Regions from separate parts of the Homo sapiens genome. Here region 1 is linked to region 2. Evidence: chromatin loops called from intact Hi-C (ENCODE). Cell type or tissue: adrenal gland. All regions are shown on one strand. Each heading gives the region's core, and the rest is flanking DNA. Links, peaks and the distances in the headings are about the cores only. Region 1 has its middle 9.9 kb from the start of OTOS. Region 2 overlaps GPC1 (glypican 1).

Region 1 (10,195 bases), core at 973-8,972, 290 kb after region 2:
GCTGCCTCCCAGCCATCCAGAGTGATTCAGCGCACAATTCAAAGGCATCTCCATCCCTTTAATTCCGAGATGCGGTTCTTGGCCCAGCAAGCGCCTCTGACTCCCCACCCTGTGGGCTCACAATACCTGCTTCTGGGACGAATCAGCGAATCTAGGACAAGCAGCCAGAAGTGAAACAGGCAACCTGCTCTTTAATCTCCCTGTTTCCAACAACATCAGAGAGGCGAGAGCCAAAAAGTCAGAGGGAGGAGGGCGATGGGCTGGTGCCCGACTCCCAGCAGAGGCCCTCAAAGGCTGCAGAGCCCAGGGGGGCCCCAACGGCGGCATGACGGGGCCACACCGCCCGGATGCCTCAGCCAGGCTGAGAAACACACTGAGCCCTGGTTCCCACAAATTCGGCTTTTATGTGGCGGTGAATAGGGGTGAACAATGGATCTATTGCAGGCTACACAGAATTGGCCCAGCTTGGGTCTCCCTCCCTCAATTAGGAGGCTTGGCAAGGCAGGGTTCTGGAGCCCCTGGCCTGCCTGTAAGCCTCATAAACACCACCGGCTGCTTGAATTTGGGGGAGGAGATTCCACCATCCCCTGGGGTCTGTTGCTGGCCAGACCCCCTCCCTGGCATCCCCAGCTGCCTGCATCCCAGATGGTGGCTGCTGCACCATTCCCATTGCCGTGGGCTCAGGCTCGGCCCGCGGCCTTCAGTCATGCCTTCCAGTTTCCCTCAGGATGGGACCCCCTACTCCCCTTCCACACTATGGCTCCCGCTCTTCAAACCCTTTTCCTCCTGCTGGCATCTGGGGCATCACATCCAGCGGGGGCTGGGCGTACAGAGGAATCTCAGCCCCACCCTGCACTTCCTGAGCCCAGGGCCTCACTGGCTCATCTGTGCCCACTCAGCCCCCAGCCCTCTGCACCTACAGCACAGGGTCAATGCTGTGGGCCCACCCTCCGCAACACCCACCCCACCTCCTGGAAGCACCCACTCTCACCTCTGCTAGCTGTTCCCCTAGTTTTCACCTACATGCAGTATTTCCAAAGAACACCTTTAATGGCATTAATTTTATGTGTCAACTGGGCAAGTCTGTGGTACCCAGCTGTTTGGCCAAACCCCTGTCTAGATGTCAATGCAAAGGCATTTTAAAAATGAGATTGTCCAGGCACGGTGGCTCATGCCTGTTATCCCAGCACTTTGGGAGGCTGAGGCGGGCGGATCACCAGGTCAGGACATCAAGACCAGCCTGGCCAACAAGGTCAAACTCTGTCTCTACTAAAAATACAAAAATTAACTGGGCGTGGTGGCACATGCCTGTAATCCCAGCTTCTCGAGAGGCTGAGGCAGGAGAATCTCTTGAATCAGGGAGTCAGAGCTTGCAGTGAGCTGAGATCACACCACTGCACTCCAGCCAGGGCAAGAGAGCGAGACTCCATCTAAAAAAAAAAAAAAAAATGAGATTAACATTTACATCGGTTGACTGATTAAAACAGATCCCTCTTTATAATGGGAGTGGCCCTCATCCAATTAGTTGAAGGCTTTAAGAGAAAAGACTGAGTTTCCCCAGAGAAGGAATTCTGCCTCCAAACAGTCTTTATACCCAAGATGGCAACCTCAGCTCTTCCCTGGGTCTCCAGCCTGCTGCCTGCTCTATGGACTTTTGAGTTTGCCAGCCTCCACAATTGCATGGATTAATTCCTTAAATAAGTCTCTCTCTCTCTCCACACACACACACATCCTACTGATATTCTATTTGTTCTGTTTCTCTGGAAAACCCTGACCAATACACATCTCCAGTGAAGGGAGCCCTCGCAATGGTCCCCACTGACCTCTGGCTCCTGGTGTTCACACCCTTGTATAATTCTCTCCCCTTGAGTGAGGGCAGGGCGTCATGATGGATCAACTGTGTGGAGTATGGCAAATGTAACGGGTTACAAAAAGACTTCCATCTTGCTCTCCCCCTCTTGTCCCTCTCTGAAGTCACAACCCTCACTCTGGGAGAGGCCAGTGGCCCTGATGGGAGCGGCCCTATGGAGAGGCCATGTGGCAAGGAGGCCACCAGGCATTAGGGATCTGAATCCTGGTGACAGGCATGTGAGTGAAGTGGATCTTTCCCCAGTCATGCCTTCAGGTGACTGTCCTCCAGCTGATAACCTGCAAGAGACACTGAGTCAGAAGACCCAGTGGTCTTGTGCCTGGATTCCTGACCCACTCATGAACTAATAAACACTTGTGATTTGGGGTCTGTTTTCTAGAGCCAATGTGTTTTGGGAGTAATTTGTTACTCTGAAATAGGTAACTAATGCACCACTCTCTCTTTGTCATCTTAGACCTTATCTGTTGAATTGTTGCTGTCTCACACTGATTTTCATTTCCTCTTCCTCCCAGTATAGCTATATCATGGTTTGGGTTAAATCAATATTCATGCCTCATGGGATCATGATCATGTAAGTAAAACATAACACTGAGCTAGGTAGTGCATTCTAATGGTATTTCTTTCTGAGCACATTTTTATTTTCCTGGAGTTAGTTATTGCCTTGCTTTTATTTAAAAACAAAAAGTTAGCTTTCTATGTGCCTATTTATATTCCAAATGTTTTAACAGAATTCTCAAATGTCAGCAATACATTTTCAAACGCTGAAATACACCAGATAATCCATTGTTTCCATTTTCCTTTTCTCCTGGCAATTTCCCTCTTCGGACCTTTGCCCCTTCCTCTGGAGTCTTGATTCTCTGGACCTGAGTTGTACCTGCCACTCTGGGGGACTCCCTTCACCTCTCGTCTGAGTTGTGCAACCTGTTTTCTGTATCGTATAGTTTCTCTGTACACTATGTCACCCAAACACAGTTCTAGTAGAGTCTTAAGAAAGGGAACATGGGAAATAAAATGTTGAGTCCCAGTAGGTCTGAAAATACCCTTTTCAATCCTAATGGTGGACTGGTCACTTTTTAGGTGTGATATTCTAGGTTCTCTCTGAAGTACTCAGGGCATCTTGCCATACGTCCCAGCTTCCAGTGTGACCATGGAGGGACCTGATGCTTTTTGAGTTCCTGCCTTTTTTATGTGATCTGCCCTTGCAGGTTGGATACCTGTAAGCTTTTATTTGGTTTCCAGTGTCCTGAAAGGTCCAAAGCTGTGCCTTCTTGTGGGTTTTTTCCTCTTCTGGCCTCTCCCAGAGTGAGGATTCTGACTTCAGAGACAGAGCAAGAGAAAAAGGAAGAGAGGAAAAGGGCAGAGAGTGAGCCTGGTCATCAGAGACGCTATTCTCCTTCGCCGGAAGGAGACTTGCTATATTTTCATGATTGCTGTGGACATTGGCTCTGCTGAGTTGAGCCTCTAATGTTTCTACTTTTCTCAGCAATTTTCCATATTTTGTCTTTTTGTTCTATTTTAGGAGAGACTTTTGCTGTCTTCTTACCTTTCTGCTAATTTTTAAAATTTAGATTATTGCATTTTCAATGGCCAGTAATGTTCCTTGTTTCAGAATGCAGCTTTCATTGTAGCCTCCCATTTTGTTTCATGGACAGAACGTCTGTCTAACCCCAGTGCTGTCTCAGCCGATGCTGTCTAACGCCAGTGCTTTCTAACCCCGATCCTGCCACCGTGTTTCCCCCATCCTCCCTAAATGCAGGCTTGTACCTTGAACCTTGTGGATATCACTGAGAGCTGACGCCACATGCCAGGAGCTTCCTGGACACAATCCTATTGTTTTACTCTTCTCAGATATGGAAGCTGAGGTATGGAGATGGTGAGTGTCCTGCCCAGTCGCATAGCCTGTCACAGCCTGGCCAGACTCACCGGTAGGGATCCCTTCCAAGCCTGGGGCATGAGCCAGCCTAGGAGGCTCAGCCCCTCCCTCCCTGCACGTCCGCCTGGTGTCTCTCACACGTCTTCTTGGTGGGGTGGAAGAACCGTCGCATTTCTCCCTGCAAGGATCCTTCTGAGGCCCCCTCTCCTCGAGGCTCACGCCCCACCCCATCGGAGTACAAGTCACAAGTCCTTCTACCCACCCCAGCTAGGGGCAGACCCCGAGCTGTGACCCAGTGGAGTGTCCCCCGCCTCTGAGAGGTGGCAGTGACTCCTCTCAGAAGCATCATAGGGCTGGGAAGACTCCCGAGTCCCAGTCTCCACTGGCCACTGCAGGGCCTCGTGTGTCACTGCCTGGGAGGTGGAGGTGATATGAGCTGCAGACGGTGAGCTCTGACAACAACGAGGCGTATCTTTGTTGAGGGCTTCTTGTGTGCCAGGGACCCCTCTTCTTTAGTTTCCTTCACAACCCAGGGTCACCACCATTTAACAGATGGGGAAACTGAGGCACAGAGGTGTTAAGTAACTTGCCCAGGGTCCCACAGCTAGTAAGAGGCAGACCCAGAAGCCAAGATGCTCTCACATGAGACACCTGTGGTCTCAGCACAGCTCAGGGGTGAAGTGGCAGCAGCTGGGAAGGAGCTGGCCAGAGGTGGGAGGGTGCTCTGGCAAAGTCCCAGCCCAGGGCTCCTTCCACCCCTGCATTTCGGGGCCTCAGAGTCAGGTGCAGAGGGCTCCTACCACCCCTGTGTTCCGGGGACTCAGAGTCAGGTGCAGAGGGCTCCTACCACCCCTGCATTTCGGGGCCTCAGAGTCAGGTGCAGAGGGCTCCTACCACCCCTGTGTTCCGGGGACTCAGAGTCAGGTGCAGAGGGCTCCTACCACCCCTGTGTTCTGGAGACTCAGAGACAGGTGCGGTTTTCCAGGGTGTGGGCTCTGGGTGGGCAGGAGTGATGCAGCCTGGGTGGGGTGAACCTGGCCATTGTCACCCGCTTGCCAGACCCCAGGAACTGGCCTGAGATCTCACAAGAAACCAGGACACTCCAAGATCCTGAACTGGAAATGGTTTAGAGCACTTCTTTGGGTCTGGCTGAGTTACCCCAGTGGGAAAACGGCCTGGGAAGGCTGGGTTTGAGGGGCTGGGGTCAAAGTTGGAGAGTGCCTCTCCCAGAGGAGGGACCTAACTGGGGGGACCTCCAGAGCTCTCGTCCATTGGGTTTTCACCCCTCTGAGCCTCCATTCTCATCTGCAAGGTGGGACCAGTCAGTGCACGGCCCTAGGAGCTGGGCAACAGACCTGGATAGGGACGCCTGGACCCCCCACCCTTACCTACAGGCAGCGCAGCACCACAAGTGCCCCAGGGAGCTTGCAGGCTCCCCTCCCCACCTCACCTGCCCACCCACTGGGACCTGTGGCCTTGGGCCGAGGCTTCCTGCGCAGGGCTGCCCTCTCCTGGTTCTGGTGTGCCAGTGCACTTCCATCCCCATTCAGGACTTTCTGTTTCTTGAAAGCCCAGATAATCAGAACCTGGAAAGACCTTAGCAAGGGTCTGACCCAGCTCCTCCTTCCCCCAGGGGAGACAGGGAGGGGTGGAGGAGGTCTCCTTCTGTCCAGGTATCTGCTGACTGCGAGTCCGCTGAGCTCTCTCCAAAGGCAGAGATGGATGTCACCAGGCAGGGGCCAACCTCCCCTGCACACCCTGATTTTCTGTGTCTCCAGGCATCCTGCCCTGGACTGGGACCCACATCGGCAGGTTCAGGAGGGGATGGCAAGAGCCAGTGGGCACACAGGGTGACTGTGGGGATGGGCAGGGGACGCATGTCCAGTGACAGAGGATGACAGTGTCCTTCCGGGCTGGGTCTGGAACTAGCCCTTCCTCACCTGTGTTCCTTGGGAATCTTTTTCCAGGTGGTAAACTAACGCAGGGAGAAAAGTTTATCTTAGACAAATCCGTATGGGTTGTGCAATAGGAATTTCTTCCTTTTTGGAGATCCCAAATGCCCATTTGCTAAATGTCCAGGGGTGGGTGGTCCCACCCCAAGGGCTGCCCATGAGTCTCAGCCTTGTGCTTGGCCAGCTGTGAAGGAGGCAAGGAGCTGGGACGAGAGCACCTCCCTTCCCTTCCAACCAAGTCCTTATGGGCTCCTCTGCCTTCTCCTCTTCCAGGAAGCTGGCGTCCTGGCCCCATGGTCGAGGACCCAGAGTGTGAGCAAATTTAGAATCGAGTACCCCTGGTAAGCTGCTGCAGTTGTCTTGCCACTGTTTATCTTTGAGAGCCATGGCTTAGAGAGCCCCCTGGGCGTTCTTATGGACAGACACCTGGACGGACGGAGCCCCAGACCCCTGCACCGCAGTGAGGAAGCAGCAGCACTCACAGAGTTGGCCTCACAGGAGGGGCCGCACAGTTCTGTCTGGGAGGCCTCGGGAGACATCAGCAACCTGCAGTCCCAGGGCTTTCAGAGGACCAGGGCATCTGTGCAGAAGCTCAGGCCCTGCTCAGGGCTCTTGGAGGACCAGGGCATCCATGCAGAGGCTCAGGCCCTGCCCAGGCCTTCTGAGTGGGCCTCTGTGCAGGTGACAGAGGAGTGTCTTGGGAGAGGCAGGAAGGGTGGTCTGACCCTTACCTGCTGGGGCTGCCCTGAGACTGGGCTTATTATCCCACTCCAGTCTTGGCTGTGCACTCTGGGCAGGTACCTTCCCTTGTAGAGCCTGTTTCCTCTCCAGGGAGATGCAGACGATAAGAACAGCGCTGACCCTGCTGGGAGCCAAGGATTTCAGGGGACAGTCTATGGAGGGGTGTGGCACAGAGCAGCTGCTGGGGACGTGAGCTGGAATGGCGCAGACCTTTCTCACCAAGCGGTGATGCTGTTGTGGGAAGAGACCCACCTCCCCACTCCCACCCAGGGACGGGTCACCTGAAGCAAGTATCTACCTATCTGATCAAACAAGGAGGTAACTGATGGCCTTCCGAGGGTCACGCTCTGCCTTCTGGCAGGCAGGTCTCTTGTGCTCTATCTTTGGCTTGGCTCTGGGTCCCCCTTGGAGCTGGCCCCCGTGTCCCCAGAGACCCGTATGTCAGGAGGACTGAGGGATGCACGGATCGGGGTACCTCCTCGTCCACCTCACTCCTCATGGTCCCTCTAACTCCAGCCTCAGCTACAACAATGCGCTCTGCCCAGGCCTCACCTGCCCTGCGGCACAGTCCTCACCTCACCTGCAGCGCCTGCTCCTACTTCATGCTTCCTCCCTGACTTCTCTGAGATAACTGCTCTGGAAGCCTGCAGCAGCCCAGTAGGCACCCCAAACAGGAAGTGGGGGAGTTTATCCCATGGGGCAGCCCCCCGCCAGTGGAGATGGGAGACAGTGGAGTGGATACACACGCCTCCTTCTAGGCTGAGGATCAGAAGCCCCGGGGCATGCCCCCGCTGCCCGCAGCAGCACCAAGCCCGCGACTCACCCTGTTTCTCCTTCCCTGCTGTCTTGCTCCCAGTACTACATTCCCACTGCCTGGGTCACTTCCCAGGTAGAGCACATGCCCATGCAACAAACCACACATGTCACACACGCACATGGGTACACACATGCACACGGACACACAAACCACACACACATAGCACACACCACACACTTGCACACGGACACACACACGCACACACACACCACACACACATAGCACACACCACACACATGCACACGGACACACACAGGCACACACACACCACACACACATAGCACACACCACATACATGCACACGGACACACACTCACACGCACCACACACACATAGCACACGACACACACATGCACACGGACACACACGCGCACACACACCACACACAGCACACACCACACACATGCACACGGACACACACACGCACACACACACCACACACACATAGCACACACCACACACATGCACACGGACACACACAGGCACACACACACCACACACACATAGCACACACCACAAACATGCACACGGCCACATACACACACACCACACACACATAGCACACACCACACACATGCACACGGACACACACATGCACACACACACCACACACACATAGCACACGACACACACATGCACAAGGACACACACACGCACACACACACCACACACATGCACACACACACCACACTCACATAGCACACACCACACACATGCACACGACACACACATGCACACGGACACACACACACACCACACACATGCACAAGGACACACACATGCACACACACCACACACACATAGCACACACCACACACATGCACACAACACACACATGCACATGGACACACACATGCACACACATACCACACACACAGCACACAACACACACATGCACACGGACACACACATGCACAATAACAGAGTACACACACACCCCACACCCCACACCCCACACCCACCCACTTAACACACACCACACACATGCACACAGACACAGTACACACACACACAACCTACACCCCACCGACAGAGCACACAGCACACACATGCACATGGACACAGTACACATGCATGCACACATACACACACCCCACCAACAGAGCACACAGCACACACAAGCAGGCCCCCCCACACAATACACAGACATGCACACATACAAGTACACATCCCAGACCCCACCCACATAGCACACAGCACACTCATGCAGGCCCCCCCACACACACAATACACAGACATACACCCATGCACATGCCACACCCACACATCCCACACATGCATTCAAGCACACAAACACAAACACACATGCACATACGTGTGCACAGACATACACACACCACCTCACACATGGACATGCACACGCGCACACACACACACACATTCTTCAGGCTAAGACAACACTGGCTAAATGTTGATGCAGTGTCTGGGTGTGGCTGTTGGAGGCTCTGGGTCCTCTGGAAAGAGGAAGATGAGTGGGTGTCTCCCGCCTTCTCTTGCTCCAAGGGTGTGGGGGCCGTGGGCCCTTCCCTTTCCCAGGTCCCTTTCCTCCCGCGCAGCCAGGCCAGGCCACCCCAGCCCAGCCTTGTGCCCGTGGAGATTCCTCCTGCTTCACCAAGGCGCTGGGGCCCTGGCTGGCCTCTCGGTGATGTTTCCACCAAGCAGCGCAGGGTCCTCAGGTGCCTGTGTCATGGCATGTGGAGTGTGGGTCCTGTCGTGGGATTCAGGCACCTGTCACAGCCCACCTGGAAAGCTGGTGCTTCTCTCCCTGAGTCATGGGAGGGCTCCCTCTGCCCTGTGTCCCCATCCCTGGCTCCAAGTCTGAGAGAAGAAGGCTCTGCCAGCAGTGACCTGCCCGCCTCTCTGGCTCTATCAGCTTCTCTCTGTGATGAGCCCAGCCCGGACCAGCTCCAGACAGCCATAAGTCCCTGGGCCAGGGGCCTCAGCTGACAGGGAGGCTCAGGGCTGCAGCCCATCTGCTCACATCGTGTAATGACCATGACCCTAGAGTTCCAGGAGGAAGCATCTCAGAAAAGACCCTCGTGGGCGTGGGGAGCTGCCCGCCTTGCCCCCAGGGCTAGGGCCACGCTGGTGGTCGGGGGCCTGGAGCCCCTTCTCCCCGCCAGCCTGTGCTCAAAGCCTTGGCTTTTGGCCAGACCTGGGCATGGAGCCAGGGGCCAGGCGGGTCCACATGCTTCTGTCCTGCACAGGGTTACCAGATTTGGCAGAAAAAGAAAAAGAAAGAAAAACAGGTAAAATTGGAATTTCAGTTAAACAAGGATGCTTATCAGTATAAATATGTCCCTGGCAATATTTGGGACACACTTATACTAAAAAAAGTATTCATTAATTATTTGAAATTTACATCTAACATGGCATCTTGTATTTTTTTCAGGACGACCAGGGTCCCAAGGGCCCCCCACAACCCCAGCCCCACTCGACCCCAGGCCAGATTCCCCTTTGTTTCAGGAGAAGCCTCTCAGGCCCTGAACTGGGACCTGGTCAGGAATTCTGAGTTGGTTAAAGGAAGGAATTATATCTTTTTTTAAAAGAAGCAGCAAATGGGCCTTAAATAGTTTAGCTTTCAAATCTGCCATCTTTATGGGACCGTCTTGTAACATGCGGGGGGCTTTTCTCTGACCATCTCCTGCCATGCATGGTACCCCAGGAGGCCCAGCTGTGCAGAATCCGGTGAGAACAGCGCCCCTGGGGTGCGCCTCCGCCACGTCCCCTCCTCATTCCCAGCTTGGTTTCCCGAGAACGGAGCCTTCGGACGCCCGTGATCTGCAATCCAAAGTCAGGTCCAGCTGGATTTTCACTACTTTGGTTCTAATCTTTTAAAGCTGTCACACCCACATCTAATTAGACAGTTTTTCGTGATTTTTACTGTAAGTAGGCCTCTCCAAGTCAGCTTAGTTTTAATCCAAAAAGCTCTTTCTTTTCAT
Region 2 (9,090 bases), core at 1-8,000:
TGGGCTCCCAACACGGCTGTGGATGGACACCCCTTATCCCCCCATGGATGAGATGCTCGGGCTCGGGGCACCAGTCCACCCCGGATTCTGATGCCAGCCGTGCAGCTCCACTGCTCCCCTCAGGCAGGTCTCTCCACACTGCCCAGGGGCTGCCCACCCTGGTCCCCTCTCCGTCCTCTGCGGGCCGAATGATGTGGGCTGGAAGAACCCAGCCCTTCCTATCTGCTCCCCAAGTCTCCTCTCTGGTCCTCTCAATGAGCTGGCCCCCAGTGCTCCAGGACCCAGATGCTCCAGGCTCCTTGGGTTGGGGAGGAGCCCCAGGTGGCCAGCCCCAGTTGAGGGTCCTGTAAGGCAGCATGGGAGGCCGAGGACAGGACAAGAGATGGCCATGGCAAGAGAGGGGCCAAACTGCACTTGGGAGCCCTGGGCCAGTCCCCAGCCAGGGAGTGGTCTTTAGGGTTCGGCCCTCAGGGTTCACATGACTCAAATGGGTGAGTGGTTGCAAACCTCACATGCAGATGCCTAGATTCCTGCATGTCACACCCCTTTACTTGTAACTCACACAAGCTACACACTCATGGTGGCCAAGCACAGGCACAGCTTGTGTGGATCCTCTCATACGTGCCCTGTCTCTGCGCTAACTGCGTCCAGAGAGCAAGGGCTCTGTCTGCAGCTGCGTTTCAGCACCCAGAACAGCACCCAGTAGGAGCTCACGGAGCCTCCAATGATGCAGAGGACCTGGGATGTGTCCCTCTCACTCGCACGGCAGGCAGATGGCCCTGCTCCTTGCTCCGCCCAAGGTGCCTGGGGACTCCCCACGACGTTCCCCCGTTTCGGACCCTAGGCCACCGTGGGCCCTCCTGGGCGCAGACACACTGGGCCCCAAGCCTCTCCTTCTCTGCTGCGAGGGCGACTTGCTGCTCAGGTCAGCCGGACTTTCTCTGTGCCGTGGGCCCCGTTGCCCATTGGTGAAGCCGCAGACGCTTTCTCAGGACGATGCTTGTTTCTGAAGCATACAACTACACAGAGGACCATGGAGGAAGCACTCATCACACAGCAGTTACCAGAATGTGATACAACGAATTGTGAGGTGGCAACGCACGTGCTTCCCCGGGAAGCCGTTTCACAGGAGCCGCAACGGGCCTAATACTGACTACAATTCAAAGTCACAGTGAGAGGACGCCGTTTTCCAAGCTGTCTGCTACGAACGTGGAGGGGCATAAACAGCGGCGACGTCTACTGGTGACCAAGCCCCAGGTCCCGGAACACCATCGTTCCGAGTAAGAAAAAATGCTAAATTCTGGTTAGAGGTTAGCAACGATGGAGATGTAATCTCTTTCTCAGCCAAGTTCATGAAGCCCATGAATTACATCCAGAACCTCATCCGTGCACCCACAGAAGGATGGATGCATCTAGAACAACCCTCCTGCATGCTGGTGTTTGGCCACCACAGTCTGCCCTTCCTCCCATCCCAGCACCTGGCGCTGAGTGGTGCCCCCTCCCCTGAGCTCCCTCTTCCCCTGGCGTGGTTCTGCCTATAGCTTCAGTTCAAGTATTTCTCTTGGGGGTGCTACTGGCGTTTGTGGAAGGGCACCTCCATCTTGCAGGATTACTGGGCTCCCTGGCCCCACCCACTAAACACCAGAGCACCCCCACTCCTCAATCACTGGGATGTCACAAGTGCCCAGGGCAACTGCTCCCGCTTGGGAGCCACCCTATCCCAGGGGACCTTCCCAGGTATCTGTCTGACCTGCAGCCACCCCTCACCCCAAATTGCCCACAGGATGAGGCCACGCACATAGAACAGGGAGGCACCTGTTCTAACACCTACCATCCTGGGTGTGAGGCCACAGGAGGGAGACTGAAGATGCTGAGCAGTGTTCTGTGTACAGCCCCCCGCCAGGCTCGGGGAGGGGGCATCGCGTTCAGGAACAGTGGGGCTGGATTACGTGAGAGACTTGTCCTTTTAAAATACCTCCTTGGGTCCAGTGTGTCCCAAGCTCCATGACAACTGGAGATGCATGTAAACGCCTGAGCCAACCCTGGTGGCAGGTGGCATCAGCTTTGTCCCCAGGGCCTGGTAGATGGTCACAGGTGGGTGGGATGCTCTCCCTGCAGTCTCCAGAGCCAAGGATGGGCCTCCTGGCCCCGGTTCTTGAGGAGACACTTGGACGTCACACATGGGTTACCACAGGGATGGGATCAGACAGCCACAGGGAGCCCCAGTCACCAAGGATGCGCCAGACACGGGTGGGCTGCGGGGTCCACAGTGGGCACTGAGGCTGCACCAGATGCAGGGACAGGCTGAGACGATCACCCATAGGCCACAGCTCTGTGACGCACTGGACAGCTGTCGTCGGTGTTTGGGGAAATCGTCTGAAGGTGCGCACAGGCCACAGACTTCCCTACAGGTCCCACTGCTGATGGCGCACCCAGGAAGCACCCCTGCCGGGGAGGCTAGGGATCCGGTCGCTGCTGCATGGGCCTAAGGCTTGGCTGTTCCCAGGAGGGAGACGTGCTGTTCTGGGCCTCAGAGCATCGGGGTCACTGCAGCCAGATCCATCACCCCAGGATGGACCAGCGGGTGAGGACGGGGCTCAGGATGGACAGTGCCGCAGGGTCCTGGGCGGCTGGATTTGGGAGTCCCCGGAAGCCCCAGCCAAGTTTCTCAGTAGAACCTGAACTTCTGTGGGGCGAGAGCAGAAGCCTAGCAGCGTTGTACTTCCTGGCCCGCCCAGCTCACCCTTGTCCCTCAGGAGGAGCCAGGACAGCAGGCGGGCATGTGGTGCCCACTGTGGGGCTGGCTCTGACCTCAGGAGACCCACCGGGCGTGGCGGCTGGGCTGGGCTGAGGCTGGCCGGGCCCTCCTGCGGTGTGTGTCCTCACATGGCCCCGACACGGAGCTGCAAAGAAGCCGGGCCGTGTTCACAGCCTCCCCTCCTGTGCGCTCCCGGTGCCCCTCAGGCCTCTGGGTGCCTGCACCTGCGGGGTAGTCTGTGGCCTTGGCCCAGCTCCCCATCCTCTGACCCAGCCTCACCCCTGCTAGCCAGGCCCAGAGCAGGAGTGAGTCACTCGGCAAGCAAGTGTGGGGCTTGGCCCCAGGCGGCGAGGCCTCTCAGCTCTGAGCCCTGGGAACCCCTCTCTGGGACTCAGCTTTCCCATCTGCAAACTAAGTGGTATTCAGCCCACCCGGTAGACAGCCCCTGGTGCTGCCGACTCTGGGAACTCCTGGGGCACCTCAAAGGTGGGAGAGGACCAGGGGAGGGAGGGCCTGGGGAAAGAGGGACCCTTCTCTCCCTGTCCACCGGCTGCGCCCCATCAAAGACCTTGAGAGCCCACCAGGAGGCCTAGTTCACAGATGCCGCTGGGCCTCACCTCCCACTGCCCCGTGCTGGGCTCAGGGTTTCTGCTTCCGAGTCGCCTGGCCTCAGGGATGATTTGCAGTGGCTCTGTGGCTGGCCCTCCTCCCCACCACAGCCCTGGGAGGTCTCCTCCTCCTGAAGGAGCAGGACAGGTGGAGCCCCTGGGTGGCTGCCCTGTCACCCTGCCAAGCCTGCAGGACCCAAGGGGCACTCAGCACAAGAGAGCAGCGGGCCTCCTCGGCCAGCCACCGCCTCAGGAGACAGCAGTGGTGCAGCCTCCTGGCCCCCAGGCCTCCCTCATCTCTACATCTCCAAACCCTCGCCCTGCAGTCCCACTGCCTCCCCGCCCAAAGTCCACCTGAAGGGCTCTGCCCCCTGACAAGTGGGAGACTGGGGCCTGTCCAAGGCACACTCACACCACTGAACCACGACTCTCCCAGCCTGGGCTCCCGCAACGCAACCTGGAGAAGGTTTTCAGGCCAGCCTGGCCACTGCCCCCCACCCCAGTTCTGTGACGGCACAGGCGGCGGCATCCTCAGCCACTGCTGTACCACTAGACCTGGAACATCACCTGAGTGGCCCGGCCCTGCCACCCGGACCTGAGGGAAAAGCGGAGGCCCACGGCAGGAGGGGCTGGCCAAGGACCCAGTAGCTGTGCAGGGCCTGACGCTGAGGCCTCCCAGGCTTGTGGGGACCAGGCTGTGCCCAGAGAGCGCCTCAGGTGGACGGGGGTGAGTGGCAGGCTGGGGCGTGGTCACTCCCTCACACTGTCACCAGGGTCTCGGGCACATCTGTGCTGAGCTCTAAGCCCATTACAGAAACACGGCCCAGTGCTCAGGAGGCCACAATCACAAAACACCCAGAGCCTCGGGGTCTTTGCCACCTGATGGGAAGATGTAGGTGTGCCGGGCTGGGCTAGCTCCCCACTACAGGCTAAACTGTACCCCCAAAACCCACATGGCTGAGGCCTAACCCCGATTCCTCAGGATGTGACTTTGGGTGTGGAGTCTGTGTGACACCTCTCGTTAAGAAGAGATGGTACCGGTGGGCCCTGACCCAATTAGAGTTGTGTCCTTGTGAAGAGGGGGAATTCGGAGACAGAAGCGCACACGGGGAGAGCGGCCTGTGGAGGCCAAGGTGGGATTTACCAGCCAAGGAACACCTGGAAGCTGGCAGTGTGGAGCAGACTTCCTCACGCCTCAGAAGGGGCCAGCCTGGTGGACGCACACTTGATCTCAGGCTTCCAGGCTCTAGAACCACGGACGACCCATGTCTGCAGCTGCAGCTGCTCAGCCTGTGGCACTGTTCCGACAGCCCTGGAAACACTTGTGCTCCCAACCCCGGCACCCAGCCCCACCCGGTACCGGGAGGGACTCGGGGCCTTCCCCACCCTGTGTGGAGCTCAGGCCTGCCCAGGCGGGGGCCCCGGCAACAGGGAGGGTACGTGTTGGCCGATGCCCGGGAAGTCAAGCTGTGGGGAAAGGCCGGAGGAGGCGGGTGCTGTGGGTGGGCACAGGGAGGACACCGTGGAGGGAGGGGACAGGTGTGCCAGAAAGGTGGGTCAGCAGGAGCTGGCGGGAGATGGAGCTGAGGCCACAGGCAGGAGAGGGGATGGTGTGAGGCTGGCCTGGCCCTCTCAGGGGCTCCTAAACCCACCCGGATTCCAGACTGCTACCGAGCCTGGGGCAGTGGGGTATGCCCCTCACACCTGTACTTCCCCGCCACCCACGGCGGGCCAAGGGCAGCCAAGGAGGCTGCAGCTCTGGGCCCTGCTCCTCAGCATAGCCCTCACCCAACACCTGGCTGCTGCGTGCTCCCGCCTGGGTGTGGGGCCTGGAGGTGGAGGGAGAACCGCCCGCTTCCCTGGCCCAAGCCTCAACACCCTACACTGCACCCCCCACCCCGTCAGGAGACTTCAAGCGGCTCAGGGCACCTGCCCAGGCCTGTTCCCAGACAAAGAAAAGCCACCACAGGCACGGCAGCGAGGAGCCCAGGCTCCGGGCAGGCGGCTCCTGTCTGGAGCCCCCACGTAAAGTGGGCAAGATCCCGGGCCCCACAGGGCTGTGCTGGCGACTGGCAAGATCCAGGCCGGCTCAGGGCTCTGGGCACGTCGACACTGGACAGGGCCAGGGCTGGGCAGAGGCCCCGCATGTAGGAGTGCCCACCCCAGCCTCCACCACGGGTCCAGTCTTGATCTGAAATAACTGAGCCAGGCCCTGTGAGGACGGTCTGGCTTAAGAAAAGGCGTCCAGCCTCTCACTGGCCCGGGCACGGCAGATGTGGGGCCCCAGGCCAGACCTGACCAGTGTGGCTTCGGGTGAGCCCCTCCCCTGGCTCGTCTCCTGTCTAGTGCCAGCCCATGGCTGACACCTGTGCCATGCACATGGATGCCATAGAACAGACATGGGCATGCTCAGACACCCACTAAGCTCTCCTCCGAGGTCTGATGTGCAGCCCTGCGGTTCGGCCACCAGGTAGGTATGCCCCCCGTCCTGCTGTAGGGAGGCGTCCTCGGTACCTGGGAAGGCGCGTTAACCACAGGCTCACACTGTCCCTAGAGATTGCTGGTGTGAAGGTACAAGCCCCAACAGACTGGACTGCCTTATCTCCCTGGCTTGGCACCTGTGGGCACCTGAATAGGGTACCTGTCCACTAATCCTGGGGCACTTGGCCCAGTGTGGGTGGCTGGTCTGCCCTGTTGGGGACATGCAGGGCTTCGTGGCACACGCTGGGAACAGCCCTCCTAGCAGTCCTGCCCCCCACAGGCAGTGGAGCCAGGCCGGAGGGTGAGGCCCAGCTGTGTGGAAGTACGACTCTCTGGGCGGCACGGCCAGGAGGAGCTGGGCAAGACCGGAGGCAGGGAGGCCAGGAGGAGCTGGGCAGGACCGGAGGCAGGGAGGCCAGGAGGAGCTGGGCAGGACCGGAGGCAGGGAGGCCAGGAGGAGCTGGGCAGGACCGGAGGCAGGGAGGCCAGGAGGAGCTGGGCAGGACCGGAGGCAGGGAGGCCAGGAGGAGCTGGGCAGGACCGGAGGCAGGGAGGCCAGGAGGAGCTGGGCAGGACCGGAGGCAGGGAGGCCAGGAGGAGCTGGGCAGGACCGGAGGCAGGGAGGCCAGGAGGAGTCCCGGTTAAACGTTCTAAATGAGCCTAAGAGATGGAGCCCAGGCCCAGGACAGGAGAGCGGGCTGGGAAAAGCACGAGCCTTCCAAGAAGTGCAGAGCCTGGGACAAGCAGCCTGGCCTGGCTTTACTGGGCAGTGGTCAATGCTGTAGCCAGATCTGGCCCTAAGAGGAGCGCTTCACCAGGCTTCGGTTTACTCATTTGTAAAACAGGTCTACAAAGACCCCTTCCGTCTGATGTGTTAACCAGACAGTCATGGGAAACGCTCCACAAGCCGGGTTTCCCCGTGTTCTAAGAGCACCCGGGTTCATGAGTGCTCTTAGGGTACCGGATGCCATTAACTGAGAGGGGTGTGTGTGGGCCTTTGCAGAGGGTGTCCGGGGAGAGGGGGGACACAGCCCGAGGCTGCCCACGAGGTGCACAGCCCCAGCACCTTCTCCCTCCTGGCCACCTTCACAGGAGGTCACGATTATTCCCTTTCTCTCCTGTGAAAAGGCCCGGGGACACCGGGGATGGGATGGGGGTGGGGGCATCTGTGCCTGAGGAGTGCTGTGGCCTGCCTGGCATGGGAGGCTTGGCGGTCCAGCAGGGACCCAGGCCATTGCATCACGCAGGTGGCCCTGTCGGATCAGGGCTCCCCTGGGCTCCGCTCGGTCCTCACGCTGGGGATGATGAGCTCCTCTCATGGAGGGAAGAGCAGCGACACAGCAAAGGCTGAGGACCACCTGGGAACCACGCTGAGCCACCTGGACAGGACAGGGCACAGGGAACTGTCTGGTCTGGTGAGGGGCTGTGTGCCAGGCAGCCTCCGAGAGGCCCGCTGAGCAGGACTGAGAAGCAGATGCTGGTGGGCTCTCCCGGGCCCAGCCGGAAACACCCTTTCAGGGATGTGGGAAGGAGAGGTCCAGGCCCTCTGAGGATGGTTCCCCAGAGTCTGTGTGCCAACCACCCAGGCGGTCAAAAGTGGCACAGAGAAGAAAAGATTCCTTCGGAGGGGCCCAACGAGTGGGTGCTTGGTACAGGCTCCAGGGCACGCTGGTGCCCGCTCCAGCTGGTAGGCGGGCTGCCACTCTGGGCACAGGAGCGGCTGGGCAGTTTCTGTGCCACCGACAGTCCCATGCCCCACTCTGACTTCTGCCCCCAAAACTAGACCTTAGGGCCCCTCCTCTGCCTCAGGCTGGGAGACCCTGAGAACAGGGGTGTCTGCTCCAAGGAGACCCTCCTCTACCCTCCATGTCCCGCTCCCCACCCAGCACAGCCAGGTATAAAGCCAGGAAGGCCTGGGGGTGTCCTCCGAGAAGCTATCCTGGGCCGGGAGCCAGCCGGGTTCTGTGGCTACAACAGGGAAACAGTTAGAGGTGGTCCCAGCGACCAGGGAGCTCAGGTGCCAAGGTGGGGCGCTGAGACCCCAGCAAAGGAGCAAACAGACACACATCACATCACATCAGACATCAGGAGGCCAGACAGGTGCTCTGGGAACACCTATGCCCAGACACAACCTTGCAAGCAAAAGCAGGAGGCCTGCTGGCACGCGGGCAGTGATTCAGCATGAGGGCTCCTGGCAGCGCAGGGGCACCCGGGGTGCCACTCGGCTCCGCCCTTGCCTTCTGTGCCGTGCCCTGGCATAAAGGGAGGGTGGCCGGGTGCCCTGCTGCAGTGCCACCGTCCAGCTGGTGGCACCCAGGCCTGCTTCCTTGCCCATAAAATGGGATGACCACTGCTGTCACTGCAGCCTGGCCTGGCTGTCCAGAGGACAAAGGAAGTCTCAAAAGGGAGCCCAATATGTCCCGACACTGCCCTCTTTCATGAGCTAAGTCTCCTGTCACCCACTGCCTTTTCTGGTCCCTGGGGCAGAGGCTGGGAAGGCCCGCCACACACCCAGGGCCAACTGCTCTCCTTCCCACGAGGAAGTATCAGATCTCTACCCCACCTGCTCCGGGCCAGCGAGGTGCCCAACCCCAGGGGGTTCGCATTCCCTCTGAGGAGGTCCCCCTGGAGAAGTCTGGATGCAGGAGAGAGGGGACTGAGAATGGTGCCTACTAGGCCACAGAGGGTCCAGGGCTCCTGGGAGGATCTGCCGCCCAGGGGCCACCAGAGGGCGCCCGTTCCACGGAGCCCAGGCCCAGCCGACAAAGCAGGAGGGGACACTGGGCTTGGCTGCCCCAGGACTGCTGCGACCCGAGGGAGTCACCCTGTTTCCCTCAGCCCACGTGGCTCCCACACTGTCTTCTGTACCCTGGGTCCCGAAGGTTACTCCCCACTTCTGCAGCCATAGGGGGTGCAGGGAGAGAGGTTCCTGTCGGAGGGGCACCGACTGGAGAGGCAGTAATCCTGCCCAGTGCAGTCCTGGCCTTGCAAGTCTGGAGGAGGGTGGCACCCCGAGCCCTGGCAGCAGGCACTGGCCCATGGCTGGCACCGTGGTTAGACAGCTGCAGGGCGTTCGTACTCCCCACGCGGGGTGGACAGCATCCCCTGCCCCATCAGACACAGAGAAATCAACACAATCTGCCTGTCCTGGGTCCCTAACCCACTGCATTCCCCAACCCAAGAGCAGCACGACCCACACTCTCTGGCCCAGCCCCACATCAACTTCTCCATCTTGTCCTGCCC

What was found. A loop is a pair of places that touch in the nucleus more often than their neighbours do. Peaks named below come from ENCODE experiments on the same cell type or tissue, not always from the same donor. Only the 100,000 strongest peaks of a DNase experiment are listed, where the experiment ranks them.
Region 1: a loop joins it to region 2, with 5 times the contacts of the local background. A loop is called at or near these places in 39 of 110 quality-filtered maps.

The regions. Positions count from the first base shown.
Region 1 is chr2:240,145,438-240,155,632 of GRCh38, reverse strand. No RefSeq gene overlaps it. Among named protein-coding and RNA genes, the nearest start is that of OTOS, 9.9 kb to the right of the region's middle. RefSeq lists an enhancer at 52-551. In adrenal gland, for the core only: a CTCF peak has its summit at 5,245 (motif pointing left); a DNase peak (open chromatin) is centred at 5,224; H3K27me3 peaks cover 644 bases.
Region 2 is chr2:240,437,927-240,447,016 of GRCh38, reverse strand. The region is part of intron 1 of GPC1 (glypican 1); the gene reads right to left. Among named protein-coding and RNA genes, the nearest start is that of GPC1, 6.8 kb to the right of the region's middle. RefSeq lists an enhancer at 8,852-9,090. In adrenal gland, for the core only: no CTCF peak of the experiment used is centred there; no DNase peak of the experiment used is centred there; H3K27ac peaks cover 1,002 bases.